Linked DNA regions of Homo sapiens: region 2 is linked to region 1. A link is an interaction called in ENCODE POLR2A ChIA-PET data of the cell type or tissue named here. Cell type or tissue: B cell. All regions are shown on one strand. Each heading gives the region's core, and the rest is flanking DNA. Links, peaks and the distances in the headings are about the cores only. Region 1 overlaps MYADM (myeloid associated differentiation marker). Region 2 overlaps ZNF331 (zinc finger protein 331).

Region 1 (2,911 bases), core at 288-2,787:
CTGTCTGAAGTATTTGTGAGGGACAGCGATGTGGCCCTCTGTGTTAAGAATAACGTGTCCTGCTTTGGCAGAGAGAAGAAAATAGCCACTGCCCGCTTTCAAGGCAAGATCGACCTTTTCTGTTTTGTTTTGTTTTTCTTTCTTTTTCCTGGCCATGAGGACAAAAATTACTGAGTGGCCCTTAAAGAGGGAAGTTTGTTTTCAGCTGTTCTCTTTTGCCCGTAGGTGGGAGGGTGGGGATTGCTGCGTCCTAGCTAGAGGAATGGCTTTGCTTGAATGTGTAGTGCACACGCACGGGTGTTTCTGTGTGCTAGTTGCTTCTTGCTGCTGCTTCCTGCTTGTCTGGGACTCACATACATAACGTGATATATATATATATATATATAAATGTATAAATATATATTTTATTTTTTTTTAAATCCCTGGAGCTTCTGGTTCCTATCAGTTCCTGTTGTTAATCGTAGAACCGTTGTCCCTTCCCCCATTCCCGTATCCATCATGTTCTTTTTCTTTTAAATATCAATATAAAGGTAAAAGAAGGACTTGTGCTTTCTTAATGAGGAGGGCGGCCGAGCACGGCGGGCGGATCACTTGAGGTCAGGAGTTTGAGACCAGCCTGGCCAACATGGTGAAACCCCGTCTCTACAAAAAAATAAAAAAGAAAAGCGGGGGAGGACTCTCGGAGAGGGGCAAGGGCCAGATTCTTGGGTCTAGTGGGAGAATAGGGTTGGTGCCAAGACAACCTTGGCCTCATCAGAAGATACTAGCTGGATCTAGGTCTTCTAAATGACTTCCTCAAACCAGGAGGGCTGGGTGGGATAGAAATGAACTAGACTTCTCCCTCCTTGGAGTCTGTCCCCTGAGCACCTCACAAATACAACGTCCTAATTTGAGTGAAGGAGCTTTCCTCCCCAGTCACCTCGTCCTCCCAGGTCCCCCCATTTCAGTAATAGCCTCTCAGAGCTGAGAACCCAAGCACATGGTGGTACCTTCCCCCCGTCTACTCAAGTCAGTCCCTCATCAAACACTGTCTATTCTTCCCCCTAAATACCATTTCTACCGCCCTCTTCTCCAGGTTCCTGGTCCAGCTCAAGTTCCATTTTGTTTCACCTGAGCTATTGCCCCAGCCTCCTTCTCCTCCATCCCACCCTGGCTCCAGAGGGATTCTTTCATCATGCAGATCTGATCCTGCCCTTCCCTGCTGAAGTCCTTCCGTAGCCCATTGCCTATAGGCACTATCAAAGCCCCTGGGTCTGGCCTTCATGATCTGATCCCGCCTCCATTCCCACTATCAGCTCCCTCCTTACCCTCCAATCTAAGCCTCTGAATATACCTGGTCAACAGAAGACCTTCATAAAGATCAAATGAGCTACTGCAACCAATCTCTGTCCCACAGAAGGCCATCTTGTCCATTTCTGTAGGCTCCAACCCTATGGGGCTTAGCAGGTGTTCTCCCCATGTGCAGAGATGAGAGATTGTAATAAATAAAGGCACAAGACAAAAATAAAGAGAAAGCAGCTGGGCCCAGGGGACCACTATCATCAAGACGCAGAGACCGGTAGTGGCCCATAACGGCTGGGCTCGCTGATATTTATTGCATACAAGACAAGGGGGCAGAGTAAAGAGGGTGAATCTTCGAAGTGATTGACAAGGTGAAGCAAGTCACGTGATCACGGGACAGGGTGCCCTTCCCTCTTAGGTAGCCGAAGCAGAGACAGAAGGCAGCATACGTCAGTGTTTTCTTCTATGCACTTCTAAGATCAAAGACTTTAAGACTTTCACTATTTCTTCTACCGCTATCTACTATGAACTTCAAAGAGGAACCAGGAGTATGGGAGGAGAATGAAAGTGAAGGAGGAGTGTAAGCATTGAAGCACAGCACCACAGGGAGGGGTTTAGGCCTCGGGATGACTGCGGGCAGGCCTGGATAATATCCAGCCTTCCACAAGAAGCTGGTGGAGCAGAGTGTTCCCTGACTCCTCCAAGGAAAGGAGACTCCCTTTCGTGGTCTGCTAAGTAACGGGTGCCTTCCCAGACACTGGCGTTACCACTTGACCAAGGACCCCTCAAGCGGCCCTGATGTGCGCGTGACAGAGGGCTCACCTCTTGCCTTCTAGGTCACTTCTCACCATGTCCCTTCAGCACCTGACCCTATACCTGCCGGTTATTCCTAGCTTACATTAGTAATGCAGCAAAGAGTAATATTAAAAGCTAATGATTAATAATGTTTATAATAATGATTGATAATTGTCCATGATCATCTCTACATCTAATTTGTATTATGACTATTCTTATTCTAACTATTTTGTTTATTATACTGAAACAGTTTGTGCCTTCAGTCTCTTGCCTGGGCACCTAGGTAATCCTCCGCCTACATATTTCCCGGACCTCAGGAGAATCACAAATACACAAATAAATATAAGCCCTACAAAATTCCCAGATCAGGCCCGGCGGGTGGCTCACGTCTGTAATCCCAGCACTTTGGGAGGCTGAGGCGGGTGGATCACGAGGTTAGGAGATCGAGACCATCCTGGCCAACATGGTGAAACCCCGTCTTTACTAAAAATACAAAAATTAGCCGGGCGTGGTGGAGGGCACCTGTAGTTCCAGCTACTCATGAGGCTGAGGCAGGAGAATCGCTTGAACCTGGGAGGCGGAGGTTGTAGTGAGCCGAGATCGCGCCACACTGCACTCCAGCCTGGGAGACAGAGCGGGACTCCGTCTGAAAAAAAAAAAAAAAAAAAAAAAAAAAAAATATATATATATATATATATATATATATATATATATATATATTCCATGATCAGCCGGCGCGGAGGCTCACGCCTGTAGTCCCAACACTGGGAGGACAAGGCGGGAGGATCGCTTAAGCCCAGGAGTTCAAGACCAGCCTGGGCAACACAGCAAGACC
Region 2 (2,911 bases), core at 215-2,714, 320 kb before region 1:
TAATAGCTGAGACAGTCATACCTTATAGTATTATTATCCCAATTTTACTAGTGAGGAAACAAGCAGTTAATAACTGTTAGAGCTCAGATTCACATTCTGAAAGTTATAGAAATTAAGAACATAGAGCCTATGTTCTTAATTTCACCAAAATATCTCCTCCCAAATTATACATACCCTTTCAAACCTACCTTCCTCTCTTAGTAATTAATGATACCGTCTTTCAATTTACATGAATCAGTATCACTATTAGTAAATGTATTTTATGCCATTATATAACAGACTAATTTATTTATTCTGTACTCTACTGTGATATTTTCCTCTATCTTCTGCAAGATTTTCATTTTTAAAAATTACTGTCTTGGCTGGGTGCAGTGGCTCATGCCTGTAATCCTGGCCTAGGCAACAAGAGTGAAACTCCATCTCAAAAAAAAAAAAAAAAAATTAGTGTCTTGAAATTTGCATAACATCAATGGATGATGTCATTGTGAATGTCCTGGCGGTGATATTATACTGTATACTATAATCACCAATTGGTGTAACCAGGTGAAAGATACATAGGCTTTCTCAGTATTATGTGTACAACTACCTAAGAATCTACGGTTGTATCAATTTAAAAGAAAAACTTTCCCACACAAGATAATCTCCAAACATCTTGGGCATACATGTGTGTACTACTCTAGCTATTTCCTTGGGATAAATTCTAAAAAGTGGGATTTTGAGTCAAAATGAGACTGTGGTTAAGTAGTACCTGCAACATCCTGTAGACCCTGTGACATTAGTACTTGGAATGAGAGCGGGACTAACTGGGCATAACTGCTGCCTGTACATTGTTTACAATCCAGCAAGCAAGGGACACCGAATAGCACCTCGGGCAGCCTGTGCTGGCGGCCTGCAGAGAATTCCAGGTGATGCTCCAGAGGGGCTAGGAGAGGATACCCTTCTGATGACAGCCATGGCTCACCCGGCATCACCCCACTCAGAGGCCAGACGGGCTCCCAGCTGGGGTGACACAGCCCCTCTCCCAGCCGGGAACGGGCGTCTGCAGGGAGCAAGATGGACTCAGTGTGGGGCTGCCTGCCTGGAACGCGCCCTGAGGCCCCTGCCTGGGACCGGCCCAGACTACGTTTCCCAGAGGCCCCCCAGGAACTTAAGGCGCTGCATGCTGGGACACGGGGCTTGGGGCTCTGGTTTCCCCAGACATCGCCCTCCTCAAGCCTCTCACCCCTTCCCGAAGCCCCTGTGTGTTTGGGCCTGAGTAGGGCATTCGCTTCCTAGGAGGAACCCAGGGGTGCGCGCCAAGCATGGGGGTAGGGGGACCGCCGAGTGCGCCTGTGGCTTCGGGAGAGGCCAAAGAAGGAAGGAGTGGGAAGGGCGCGCACGCGTGTCAGTGTGTGCATGTGTCAGCGTCTGTGCACGCGCACATGTGTGTCGGGGTCTGGTCGCACATGCGGATCAAGGTCTGGCCACACGCATGCGTTGGGGGTCTGTGTGCGCGTACACGTGCATGTCGCGGTCTGGGTGTACATGCGTGTCAGGATCTGTGTGCACGCACATGCGTGTCGGGCTCTGCTGCTGCCTGCGCGCTCCGGCCGCTGGGTGCGGGAGGCCCCTCCCGAGTCCGGGGTGCGCATGCGCGCTGGCCTCCATGGGTGGCGGGACCGACTGTGTGACGCACTTGCGTGGGAGTGCGAGGCTGACGCGGCGGCTCTATCTCCCGTAACTGTGACACGGGTGCACGCAAGCGTCATTGGGGGTGATGGGGGCCGTGCTCGGTGCGCTTCTGCACCGGTGACGCAACCGCTGTGTCTCCGCCAGTCCGCGCAGGTGAGATTGGCGCCCATGGCTCCAAGGGGAGACGGGCACGGAGCTTCTAGCGGTGACGCACTTGCTGGAGAGGGTGTGGGGTGACGCAGCCGGGCTCTCCCCATAACTAGGGCTGGGGTGCTCCCGAGGCTTTGGGGCGACGGAACCCGCACCTGTGAACCTCGGCAGTGCGTCCCCGGGACTCTGTTCTGTGAGGTGCGCTCTGGGGGATATGTGGGGGCGGCGATCAGGACGGGTCTCCGTGGCCCACGGATGTGCCTTTGCACTGTGTGGAGTGGCGGGGCCGGCAGCGTGGCCGTGCTGGGCGTTAGTGGGTATGAGGGGCGCAGATGTGTCTCAGGCCAGTGTGTGCTGTGGTGAGGCTGAGCCATCAGTGCAGGCTTGTGCTGGGATGGTTGGTCGGGCCTTCTGGGTGACGCAGGTGTGTGTGACAGCACAACCTGTAGCTCCAGCGTCTCTGTGCTGAGATGGGTGATCGGGCCTTCTGGGTGACGCAGGTGTGTGTGACAACACAACCTGTAGCTCCAGCTTCTGTGTGCTGGGATGGGTGATCGGGCCTTCTGGGTGACGCAGGTGTGTGTGACAGCACAACCTGTAGTTCCAGCGTCTCTGTGCTGAGATGGGTGATCGGGCCTTCTGGGTGACGCAGGTGTGTGTGACAACACAACCTGTAGCTCCAGCTTCTCTGTGCTGGGATGGATGATCGGGCCTTCTGGGTGACGCAGGTGTGTGTGACAGCACAACCTGTAGCTCCAGCGTCTCTGCTGCTTCCCCTGCCTTCACCTCCTAACCAAGCGGTACCTGCCTGAGAACAAGGGCCGCGGAAGGACGGGAGTGCCTGAGCCCTGCCAGGAAATTCACCAACAAGAAGGCAGAAACAGCCATGAGGTGACGCTTTCAGAGCTAGAAGTGCTCTCCACTCAGGGCGCCTGAGTGACAGGAGACGGTGGCCTCAGGAGTAGAATTCCTCCTGTAGAGGGACACGTCCCTGATGTGGGAGACAGGGAGAGGGGCAGCTCCACGCTTCATCATCTCAGTTACCACAGCGTGCTCTTCAGGAATCTCCCAGAAACTCCATCTCGGGGCC

Evidence for each region. ChIA-PET counts read pairs that join two places held together with the same protein. Peaks named below come from ENCODE experiments on the same cell type or tissue, not always from the same donor. Only the 100,000 strongest peaks of a DNase experiment are listed, where the experiment ranks them.
Region 2: POLR2A ChIA-PET joins it to region 1 with 11 read pairs; 2 of 35 experiments call an interaction of 5 or more read pairs at or near these places.

What each region holds. Positions count from the first base shown.
Region 1 is chr19:53,875,897-53,878,807 of GRCh38, forward strand. It overlaps MYADM (myeloid associated differentiation marker), which reads left to right. Exons shown (of 3, transcript NM_138373.5): 3 at 1-539. Among named protein-coding and RNA genes, the nearest start is that of PRKCG, 4.8 kb to the right of the region's middle. In B cell, for the core only: no CTCF peak of the experiment used is centred there; DNase peaks (open chromatin) are centred at 929 and 1,705; H3K27ac peaks cover 702 bases.
Region 2 is chr19:53,552,870-53,555,780 of GRCh38, forward strand. All of the region lies in intron 2 of ZNF331 (zinc finger protein 331), which reads left to right. Among named protein-coding and RNA genes, the nearest start is that of ZNF331, 16 kb to the left of the region's middle. RefSeq lists enhancers at 975-1,024, 1,095-1,294. In B cell, for the core only: no CTCF peak of the experiment used is centred there; DNase peaks (open chromatin) are centred at 522 and 1,672; H3K4me3 peaks cover 1,940 bases; H3K27ac peaks cover 2,500 bases.